Linked DNA regions of Homo sapiens: region 1 is linked to region 2. The links are chromatin loops, found by intact Hi-C in ENCODE. Cell type or tissue: CD4-positive, alpha-beta T cell. All regions are shown on one strand. Each heading gives the region's core, and the rest is flanking DNA. Links, peaks and the distances in the headings are about the cores only. Region 1 overlaps STYX (serine/threonine/tyrosine interacting protein). Region 2 overlaps ERO1A (endoplasmic reticulum oxidoreductase 1 alpha).

Region 1 (5,388 bases), core at 59-5,058, 64 kb before region 2:
ACGTTGCGGTGAGCCGAGATCGTGCCATTGCACTCTAGCCTGGGCAACAAGAGCGAAACTCTGTTTCAAAAAAAAAAAAAACAAAAAAAAAACCAAGAGAAAGTGACTCATTAAGCACATACACCTATTACTACGTTCCTCTTTCTAATTTCCCATCGTTTTAAGATCCAAGATTAACCTTAAATATTTAAAATAATTATTTAAAATACATAATGATGAACCTACAGATCATGAAATCAGCAGGTCTCAAATCCTATAAACTAAGGTTCTTATTATGATAATAACATGGGTTGGTTTGAACAAAGAAAAGGTTGCCATACCTGCATCTCTCGTCTCATAGGGTAGGTCCACTCCTGGGAAGGAAAACATAAGAATAAAAGTAGATAACATTTAAAAAGTCACCCAATTAAAGGCTAAAGATGTGACACACAAGTATGTAGATTTTTTAAAGTTACATTATACTTTAAGAACATTTTATTAAAATAGCAGACTTGGTTTCACAAACATCTGAAAATTGAAGTGACAAGAAACAAAGCTTAAAGCATTCTTTAAATAACTAGGCTTCCAGAATTGTTATGTTACTTCATAAAATGGATGAAATTACTCATTAAACTTAAGAATAGAATAGATATTCCAGAAGATTCTCCCAAAACTGATCTTCTAAGTCAGAGATGCCAATAGATTTTTTTTGTTTCTCATGCCAACTCTAATCAACTGACAGCAGATACCTAAAACACTGTGTGGTCCAAGACAGGAAGAAGAGTGTCTGATCAACAAATAATATCTGAAATGGATAAAAGAAGAATGCTATGTCATACGTACTTGCCATCTCTGATCTAAAATGCCAAATGCTTATCAAAGAGCCTTTCCTTCATCTCACTTGGGCCTAACATTCTTGTCTAGTTCAATTATTTTAACACATATCACAAAACATAAGAGACTTCATTTTGTCTTTGGAATGCAGACCAATATAAAGAAGCTGTAAAACAACACAAAATGTCAATGGTAAAAGATAAAAAATATTTTAAAACTTAGAAAAAAAGTATAGTGAATTGAAATGAAGAATCGAAATAGACTAAAAGGCCAGGCTCTGTGGCTCATGTCTGTAATCCCAGCACTTTGGGATGCCGAGGCAGGCAGATTGCTTGAGCTCAGGAGTTTGAGACCAGCCTGGGAAACAGGGTGAAACCCCTTCTCTACTAAAAATACAAAAAAATTCGTTGGGCATGGTGGAGCCTGCCTGTAATCCCATCTACACAGGAGGCTGAGGTGGGAAGATCGCTTGAGCCTGGGAGGCAGAGGTTGCAATGAGCTGAGATCACCCCACCACTCCAGCTAGGGTGACAGACTGAGACCCCGTCTAAAAAAATACTATAGTACAGATAGTCCTCATTTGTCAGTGGGTTGACTGCATTCCAAAAGTTTCTAAGTTGGTTGCTTAAAACTCAGAATTATTATTAGTAATTAGGTTTCTGAAGTAGTCTGGAAAATATTTTTTTAACCTTTTATTTTGAAACAATTTTAGGATTATAGAAAAGTTGCAAAAATAGTACAAGGAATTCCATTTACCCTTCACCCAGATTCTCTAAGTCAGAAAAGTATTTTTTTTATTTTTTTATTTTTTGAGACCGAGTCTTACACTGTCATCCAGGTTGGAGTGCAGTGGCGCGATCTCGGCTCAATGCAAGCTCCGTCTCCCGGGTTCACACCATTCTCCTGCCTCAGCCTCCCGAGTAGCTGGGACTACAGGCACCCACCACCACGCCATAATTTTTTTGTGTGCTTTTAGTAGAGACGGGGTTTCACCGTGTTAGCCAAGATGGTCTTGATCTCCTGACCTCGTGATCTGCCCGCCTCGGCCTCCCAAAGTGCTGGGATTTCGGGAGTGAGCTACTGCCCCCGGCCCAGAAAAGTATTTTTAACACAGAAGGTAGAAATAGTATACATCTATAATGAAAAGAGAGAATAATAATCCTACAATGAGAGACAGGTTTTTTTTTTTAACTAAGAGAAACAGAAAACATTTTTATTTTTAATCTTGAAAACTGTTCTCAGCAATATAGTAGTAGACTATAAACCCCGAGTAATGACAGTTTAAAAAAATCAAAAAGCCGGGCGCGGTGGCTCACACCTGTAATCCCAGCACTTTGGGAGGCTGAGGCGGGTGGATCACCTGAGGTTAGGAATTTGAGACCAGCCTGGCCAACATGGTGAAACTCCATCTCTACTAAAAATACAAAAATTAGCCAGGCATGGTGGCGGGAGCCTGTAATCCCAGCTACTTGGGAGGCTGAGGCAGGAGAATCGCTTGAACCTGGAAGCGGAGGTTGCAGTGAGCTGAGATCGTGGCATTGCACTCCAGCCTAGGCAACATCAGTGAAACTCCATCTCAAAAAAAAAAAAAAAATCAAAAGATTCATAGCAATCAATCAGAAGGAGGCCAGTTATCCTGAGCCAGCATAAGGAAGTCCCCTGTGTTTTAATACTATAAAGAAACTAACTTTGAAATGACCAATCCACTTTTTGTTTCATTTCTGCTTTATTTAGCTAGATTTTGCCTATAAATTCAACTTCCTCTGCTCAGCACACTGAAATGCCTTTTCTAAATCTTTTGATGACACACTGCCTGATTCATGAACCACTAATAAAAGTGAGTTAGATTTTTAAGCTAAATTTGTTGTAATTTTGTCTTTTGACACAGGGTAGGCCTATGTTTGGCTTTACTAGATACTGCCAAAAGTTTTGTAAAACCACTGTACACTCCCACCAGCAATGTATGGGACTTCTAGTTGTTCTACATCTTCACTACGGCCTTATTTTAAGTGGAAACGTACTTGTAAACATAAGACAAAGTCTATGATCTGCTCAAAGTCGAACTCAGATCAAGACCAAAAAGCTAGAACTCCCAAAGGCAACATCCTCAGTGAAAGATAAACTAGGGAAAGAAAGAAAAACAAAAACTCAACTCATCCCACAGAAGTGAGTACTCTTGTCCTTCCTAGCTTTGGCTCTGGGTAGGTATTGGTAGTGGTGGAGTGGGGTCTTCCTAACCACAATCTGGCATCCACTCAAGTTTGGGGTTAGAATTCAGTTACTTTTGTGAGGCCAAGTGAGAATTTAATGTAAGTGGTCCTGGGTAGATTGCATCCCTGGATTCCTGGAAGAAGCAAATGCATATTCTCTAGAAAAACACACCTTAAACCTAGATCAGAAATAATTCACACAGATAAAGTCCCAACAAGCTCACAATCAAAAACTAATTTAAAAACAGGAAATGAGCCACCACAGGAAGCAGAAACAACTGAGTTACACTTACAAAACTGCAGATATTATAAGCAATAACGAAAAATATAAAAAATTTAAAGAAATTAGAGTATCAAAATATGACCAGACTAAGAAATTGATTTTTAAAAACACAGAATATGTAGAAATAAGAAGTATAATTGAAATTAAAAATCAGTGAATAGGCCAGGTGCGGTGGCTTACACCTGTAAATTACCAAGTACTTTGGGAGACTGAGGTAGGCGGATCACTTGAGCTCAGAAGTTTACCAGCTTGGGCAACATGGTGAAACCCTGTCTCTACTAAAAATATAAAAATTAGCCAGGCATGGAGGTGGCACGCCTGTAGTCCCAGCTACCCGGGAGGCTGAGGCAGGAGAGTTGCTTGAATCTGGGAGGTGGAAGCTGCAGTGAGCCGAGATTGCACCACTGCACTCCAGCCTGGGTGACAGAGTGAGACTCCATCTCTCATACACACACACACGAAACTCAAAAGTAAAATCAAAAGATATCATTACCTACCATTAGAATGGTTAAAGTTAAAAAAATTGACAACACCAAATGCTGGTGATGATGTGGAGCAACTGGGACTCTCACACATTGCTGGTGGGAATGTAAAATGAAATGGTAAACATACACCTACCCTATTATAATATCTAGCCATTCCACTCCTAGGCTTTACCAAAAAAAAAATATATATATATATATATATAAAAACATATATCCACACAAAGACTTATACATGAATATTTATAGCAGCTTTATTTATTGTAGTCTCAAAGAACTCAAATGTCTATGGTCTCTTCATACAAAGGAATAGTAGTACTCAGGGATAAAAGTCTACGAAGTACTCATAAACACAACAACATGGATGAATTTCATTGACATTATGCTCAGTGAAGAAAGCCACACACAAAAGAGTCCATTTGCATGATTCCATTTGTATCAAGTTCAAGAGCAAGGAAAACTAATCTATGTTGATAGAAATCTGGTTTCCTATTGTGGAATGGGAGAGGAAATGCCTGGAAATAGATGTAACCTTCTATGCTAATAGAATGTTCTTGTATCTTGATGGGGTGGATTAGTGTATGTTCATCAAAACTCAATGAACTGCACACTTACTATTTGTACATTACACTATATAAATTTTACCTTTATTAAAAAAGATCAACTAGACAAAAGACAGATTACACACAAAGGAAGGACAATCAGATGGACACTGACTTCTCAATTGCATGAACAGAAGCCAGAGGACACAAATAATTCATTCATAGTGGCAGGACAAAAACAACTGTTAATTAAGAATATATGCTCGGAAAAATATCTTTAAAGAAAAAAAGTTAAAATGTTCTTTGAAGAAGGGATACTATCACTGTCTATTTTAGTCATAGAGAACCTAAGTAACTTGATTTTGGATCCAGAGAGTCTGAACCCAGAGTTCATTCTCTGAATCAATATACTATACAGTCTTTCAATGTAAGAATGAACTTTACGGCAAACATACAGTTACAATTAAACAAATATTGGCTGCATAAAATAATGACTAATTTATGGATATTAACAGAATAGAAATAAAGCATGTAATTTCTAAGCCAGCAATGAGGGAAATGTAATTGTTTACTAGATACTTTTTTTTTCTTTTTGAGACGGAGTCTCGCTCTGTCGCCTAGGCTGGAGTGCAATGCAGTGGCACGATCTCAGCTCACTGCAACCTCCGCTTCCCAGGTTCAAGCAATTATCTGCCTCAGCCTCCTGAGTAGCTGGGATTACAAGCGCCCACCACCAAACCTGGCTAATTTTTGTATTTTTAGTAGAGATGGGGTTTCACCATCTTGGCCAGGTTGGTCTTGAACTCCTGACCTCATGATCCACCTGCCTCGGCCTCTCAAAGTGCTGGGATTACAGGCATGAGCCACCGCGCCCAGCCTAGATTCTTTAACTTACCAATGTGTTATGGTAATCTTTTTATATATGAGTTTTTTAGCCAGGTATGGTAGCTCACACCTGCAATCCCAGCCCTTTGGAAGGCTGGGGCAGGAGGATAGCTTGAGCCCGAGTTCAAGACCAGCCTGGGCAATATAGGGAGACCTCATCTCTACAAAAATTA
Region 2 (5,388 bases), core at 282-5,281:
TTCGGGTGTGTTTTTGCCTTGGATTTCCTGGGGTGTGAGTGGACAAAACACCTGGTTTTACTTAGGAATTTTTGGAGCATTAAAATTTGAAGTATCCTACTGTGAAAATAGAGTTTTAAAAATATTTTTGAATGACAATTTATTCCCTTTTTAAGTACATCTTTTTATTTTACTTTTAAAATAAAGTTGACCTTTTTTTTTGACATGATGTCTCACCCTGTTGCCCAGGCTGGAGTGCAGTGGCATGATCTCAGGTCACTGCAACCTCCGCCTCCTGGGTTCAAGCGATTCTCCTGCCCCAGCCTCCCAAGTAGCTGGGATTACAGGTGTGTGCCACCACGCCCAGCTAATTTTGTATTTTTAGTGGAGATGGGGTTTCTCCATGTTGGTCCATGCTGGTCAGGCTGGTCTCGAACTGGTAACCTCAGGTGATCTGCCTGCCTCAGCCTCCCAAAGTGCTGGGATTACAGGTGTGAGCCACCATGCCCAGCTTCGATTCCTTTTTAACGCTGAATAACATTCCACTGTATGCCTATACTATGTTTTGTTTATATAGTCACCTGTTGATGGACTTTTGGGTTATTTCTACCTTTTTGCTATTGTGAATAATGCTGCTATGCACAAATATTTATTTGAGTCCCTACTTTAGTTTTTTGGGGTATATACTTAGAAGTGGAATTGCTGGATCATGTGTTAGTTCCGTTTGTTTTTTTCTGAGGATCTGCCATACTGTCTTCAACAGTGGCTGTACCGTTTTACATTCCTACCAGCAATGTACAAGAGTTCCAGTTTCTTCACATTCTTGACAATACTTTTACTTTCTATTCTTTTGGATAATAGTTATCCTAATAGGTGTGAAGTGGTATTGTGGTTTTGGGTGGTTTAATTTTACATATGTAAATATTGTTACACAGACTTATCTAGCATGTGGAATTAAGGCCAATGTCATATACTATTTATGGGCATTTTACCATGAGAATGAGAAGCATGTTTTTTGTTACATTAATCCTCATATAGATACAACTTATTGAAAATTAAAGGATTAATTTATGAAACACCTTGTCACTATTAAAGCATGAGCATATCATTAAAGTGATATTAACAGTGTAAACATTTTGTATTCTAAGTTTTGCGTTTGTAATTTAGTAATAGAAAAAATTAGTTGGGGACATTTACCAATATCCTAATTATATGAATTAGTAAAAATGCTGAAATATGGTAGATGCTTAATAAAGGCGTTTAATTATACTTGTTCATTAAATGAGCTTTTTATTAATATTAGAAAATACAAATACTTTACAGTTATTGCAAAGTCAAATCTCATCTTGAGATACCAATTATTTCTGATTATTATTGATGAAGTGTAGAACTAGGGGACACCATTTGGAAAAGAAGATTGGAGGGAGCAGAAACCCTGAAAATACTGTAGCATAAAATAATAGCTTATTGATTCCATCAGTTGACAGACTGATGAATGAGATGTATTTCATTGTAAATCCAAGAGAAAACAACCAATTTTAGCATTTGAGAAATGTTAAATATATATTTATTGTTTGATTTGAATGTATTGAAGTGCTATAAAAGAATCAGGTGGAAGTTATCAATTTGCACTGAAATATTGAGTCAGGATCCAGTAATTTTAAGCTTCTGCAGAGCTGGGAAGAAGTGAAAGGCAGAATGCCTTTCATGCCAATACTTTGTTTTTTTTTTTTTTTTTTTTTGTTTGTGTTTTTTGCTTGTTTTTGAGACAGGGTCTCACTCTGTTGCCCAGGCTGGAGTGCAGTGGCATGATCTTGGCTCACTGCAACCTCTGCCTCCTGGGCCTAAGCAGTCCTCTCACCTCAGCCTCCTGAGTACCTGGGACTACAGGCGGACTACAGGCACACATCATGCCCAGCTAATTTTTTGTATTTTTGGTAGAGACAAGGTTTCACCATGTTGTCCACTGGGGTCTTTAACTCCTGAGCTCAGATGATCCACCCGCCTTGGCATCCCAAAGTGCTGGGATTATGGGCATAAGCCGCTGTACCTGGCAGCAATACTTGTTTTTTTCTTGAACTGATGTTATGATGGAGAAAAGCTTTTTTCTTTAAAAGATCATTGGAAGGCCAGGCATGGTGGCTTATGCCTATAATCCCATCACTTTGGGAGGCCAAGGCAGGCAGATCACTTGAGGTCAGGAGTTTGAGGTCAGCTTGGCCAACATGGTGAAACCCTGTCTCTACTAAAAATACAAAAATGAGCTGGACATAGCAGGGTGCCACTCGGGAGGCTGAGGTACAAGAATCATTTGAACCCAGGAGGCGGAGGTTGCAGTGAGCCAAGATCTGCCACTGCACTCCAGCCTGGGCAACAGAGTGAGACCCTATCTGAAAAAAAAAAAAATCATTGGAAGGTATTTATCCATCTAAAAATATTCTTAGTTTATAAATACAGATAATGTTAGCTTAGCAGAGAAATGCCACGATTAGATCAGAGTTAGAATGTTAACTGGCAGTATTGTGGGGAGTGTGGAATAGCAGATGAGGAGATGGGGAAGAGACTGGTAAAGTAACATAAATGTGTTAGTCCATTTTGCATTGCTATGAGGGAACACCTGAGACTGGGTAATTTATAAAGAAAAGAGGCTTATTTGGCTCACAGTTCTGCAGGGGGAAGAAGCATGGTGCCAGCGTCTGCTTGGCTTCTGGTGAGGCCTAAAGCTTACAATCATGGCAGAAGGCAAAAAGGGAGCTGTCATATCACATGGCAAGAGACAGCAAGAGAGCAAGGAGGTGCCAGGTATGGAGTGAACTAATAGATTTGTTCTAGATAATAGAACTTATTACTTCTAGATAATAGAACCAGTAGATTAATTCATTACCTCAGAGATGGCACCAAGCGGTTCATGAGAGATCTGTCTCCATGACCCAAACCCCTAGGTTCCAAGAATCTAGAATATCTGGCCATCACAGAAAACAAAAACAATTCTACTAAGGACCACTGGAGTAATAGCAAAAGGACACAGGTGTCAATATCAAGTCAGCACTCAGTGGATCTCCTAGTGGCCAAATACGGGACAATTTGAACATCAAAAGGGATAATGGCTAAATGATTATTTTTACATCTCCTTGCTGTAATATACATAATGTATGCTCAGCAATCCATAGAATAATTTGTTCTTGAATTTTTATTTACTTTTAAGCAATCATATGAATACTACCTATTCTGTTAAAAAATCCAACTTCGATAATTTGTTATATGAATTTTTCTCATAAATCACAGAAATTTAAGATATGTTTTAAGAAGATAGAATAAATGCCAACTAAAAACATATTTTTTTCTTTTTCAGGATGAAGTTCCTGATGGAATTAAATCTGCGAGCTACAAGGTGTGTACGTATACCTATTGATGTGTCCAGTATCTTAATGAAAAACTTGAAAAACCCATTTCCGTTGTACCTACTATCCCATTTATCTGCTTCCAGTGGTGAAACCCCTTGAGAGGTATTTATGCTGAATGGCTCTCTTTCTGTTTGTTTTTGTTTAACATTTTATTTTTTATGTATTTTATTTTATTTATTTTTTTGAGATGGAGCAGTGGCGTGATCTTGGCTCACTGCAACCTCCGCCTCCCCGGTTCAAGCGATTCTTGTCTCAGCCTCCAGAGTAGCTGGGATTACAGGCACTCACCACCATGCCTGGCTAATTTTTATATTTTTAGTAGAGACGGGTTTTCTCCATGTTGGTCAGGCTGGTCTCGAATTGCCGACCTCTGGTGATCCGCCCGTCTTGGCCTCCCAAAGTGCTGGGATTATAGGCGTGAGCCACCGCGTCCGGCCTGTTTAGCATTTTATTATAGAAAATATCAAAGATAAATAAAAATAGAGGAAAAAATGTATCTGAAAGTCCATATGTTATTCAGAGTTCTTTAATTTTTTTTTTTTTTTTTTTTTTTTTTAAGATAAAAGGTCTGGCTCTGTTGTCCAGGCTGGAGTGCAGTGGCATGATCATAGCTCACTGTAACCTTGAACTCCTGGGCTAAAGTGATTCTCTCCCCTCAGCTTTCCGAGTAGCTGAGAGTGTAGGCAAATGCCTCCATGCATAGATAATTTTAAGAAAAAAATTCTGTAGAGATAGAGTCTTGCCATGTTGCCCAGGGTGGAAACTCCTGACCAAGTGATCCTCCTCCCTCAGCCTCCCAAAGTGCTGGGATTACAGGCATGAGCCTCCACACCAGGCCAGATTTCTTTAATTTTTACCTAATATCCTTTACCTGTTCTAGGATCCCACCCAAGACACCATGTTATATTTAGTAGTCATGTGTTCTTAGGCTTCTCTTAGCCGTAACAGTTTCCCAGTCTTTCTTTGTTTCTGATAAGGTGTTTTTGAGTAGTACTAGTCAGGTGCATTTTGTAGACTGTCCGTCAGTGGGGATTTATCAGATTCAGATTCATTTTTTTGATATATATTATATATATAGGAGTTACTGTGTACTTACTATTGTGTTATACCAACATATAATCTCTGCCTTTCTCTTTTTTCTTGATGTTAAGATTGATCACTAGCTTCATTATACATTCATCTTAAAGCTCCCTAATAGCTTTTCACTGAAAAGTTTTAGCAGCCTTGATGATTATTACCTGGTTGCATTAGCCAAAGTGATTTTTTTTAAAACATGAGATTATCTGTCTTCTCTGTTTAAAATCCTCCTTCGTGCCCATTTCTCCTGAGAAAAGGCCAAAGCCCCTATAAAGCAACAAGAAGTAAATAGAGTGACCATATGCCAGGGTTTGTCTGGAACAGAACTGGCTTATACCTGTTGTCCTGACATCCTTTCTGATTTATCATTTTTTCTGAGTTTCTTGGTTTTAAATAAAATATTATTAACAGTTGCATTAAAATAGGTTGGGATGGAATTGGTAGACAAATACTTTTTTTTTTTTTTTTGGGGTAGATAGGGGGGTTCTACCATGTTGCCCAGGCTGGTCTCGAACTCCTGGACTCAAGCTGTTCACCCACCTCGGCCTCTCAAAGGGTTGGGATTACAGGTGTGAGCCACGACACTCAGCCAAATACTTTGTATTTCCATCTTCCTCTGTTGTCTTCTCTCTTATTTGATATGTGTATGCTAAATAGAGTTCTGACTTTAATACAAAGATGACCAACAAGAACGTATCCTTCTTCTGATTTTCTAGATGCAAAGAAACTAAATCTTTGTCTCAAGCACAGTATACTAGGTGCTTGCTGAAAAATAATTACACTCAGACACAAATGACTAGGGACAGCTGCCTCCTTACAGCCTTGGGAAGCACGGGGAAGGTGTTGCATACTGCTGCCCCTCTTGGTCTCTTGGACTTAGTAGCCATTTGTGCTGTGGCCTGTATCATACCCACAATATTACTAAGCT

The links. Hi-C counts contacts between places; a loop is a spot of excess contacts. Peaks named below come from ENCODE experiments on the same cell type or tissue, not always from the same donor. Only the 100,000 strongest peaks of a DNase experiment are listed, where the experiment ranks them.
Region 1: a loop joins it to region 2, with 10 times the contacts of the local background. A loop is called at or near these places in 2 of 110 quality-filtered maps.

Annotation. Positions count from the first base shown.
Region 1 is chr14:52,739,817-52,745,204 of GRCh38, reverse strand. It overlaps STYX (serine/threonine/tyrosine interacting protein), which reads right to left. Exons shown (of 11, transcript NM_145251.4): 2 at 321-353. Among named protein-coding and RNA genes, the nearest start is that of STYX, 12 kb to the right of the region's middle. In CD4-positive, alpha-beta T cell, for the core only: no CTCF peak of the experiment used is centred there; DNase peaks (open chromatin) are centred at 2,524 and 3,134; H3K4me3 peaks cover 1,716 bases; H3K27ac peaks cover 4,581 bases.
Region 2 is chr14:52,676,416-52,681,803 of GRCh38, reverse strand. It overlaps ERO1A (endoplasmic reticulum oxidoreductase 1 alpha), which reads left to right. Exons shown (of 16, transcript NM_014584.3): 4 at 3,332-3,370. Among named protein-coding and RNA genes, the nearest start is that of ERO1A, 16 kb to the left of the region's middle. In CD4-positive, alpha-beta T cell, for the core only: CTCF peaks have their summits at 2,758 and 2,961; a DNase peak (open chromatin) is centred at 3,043.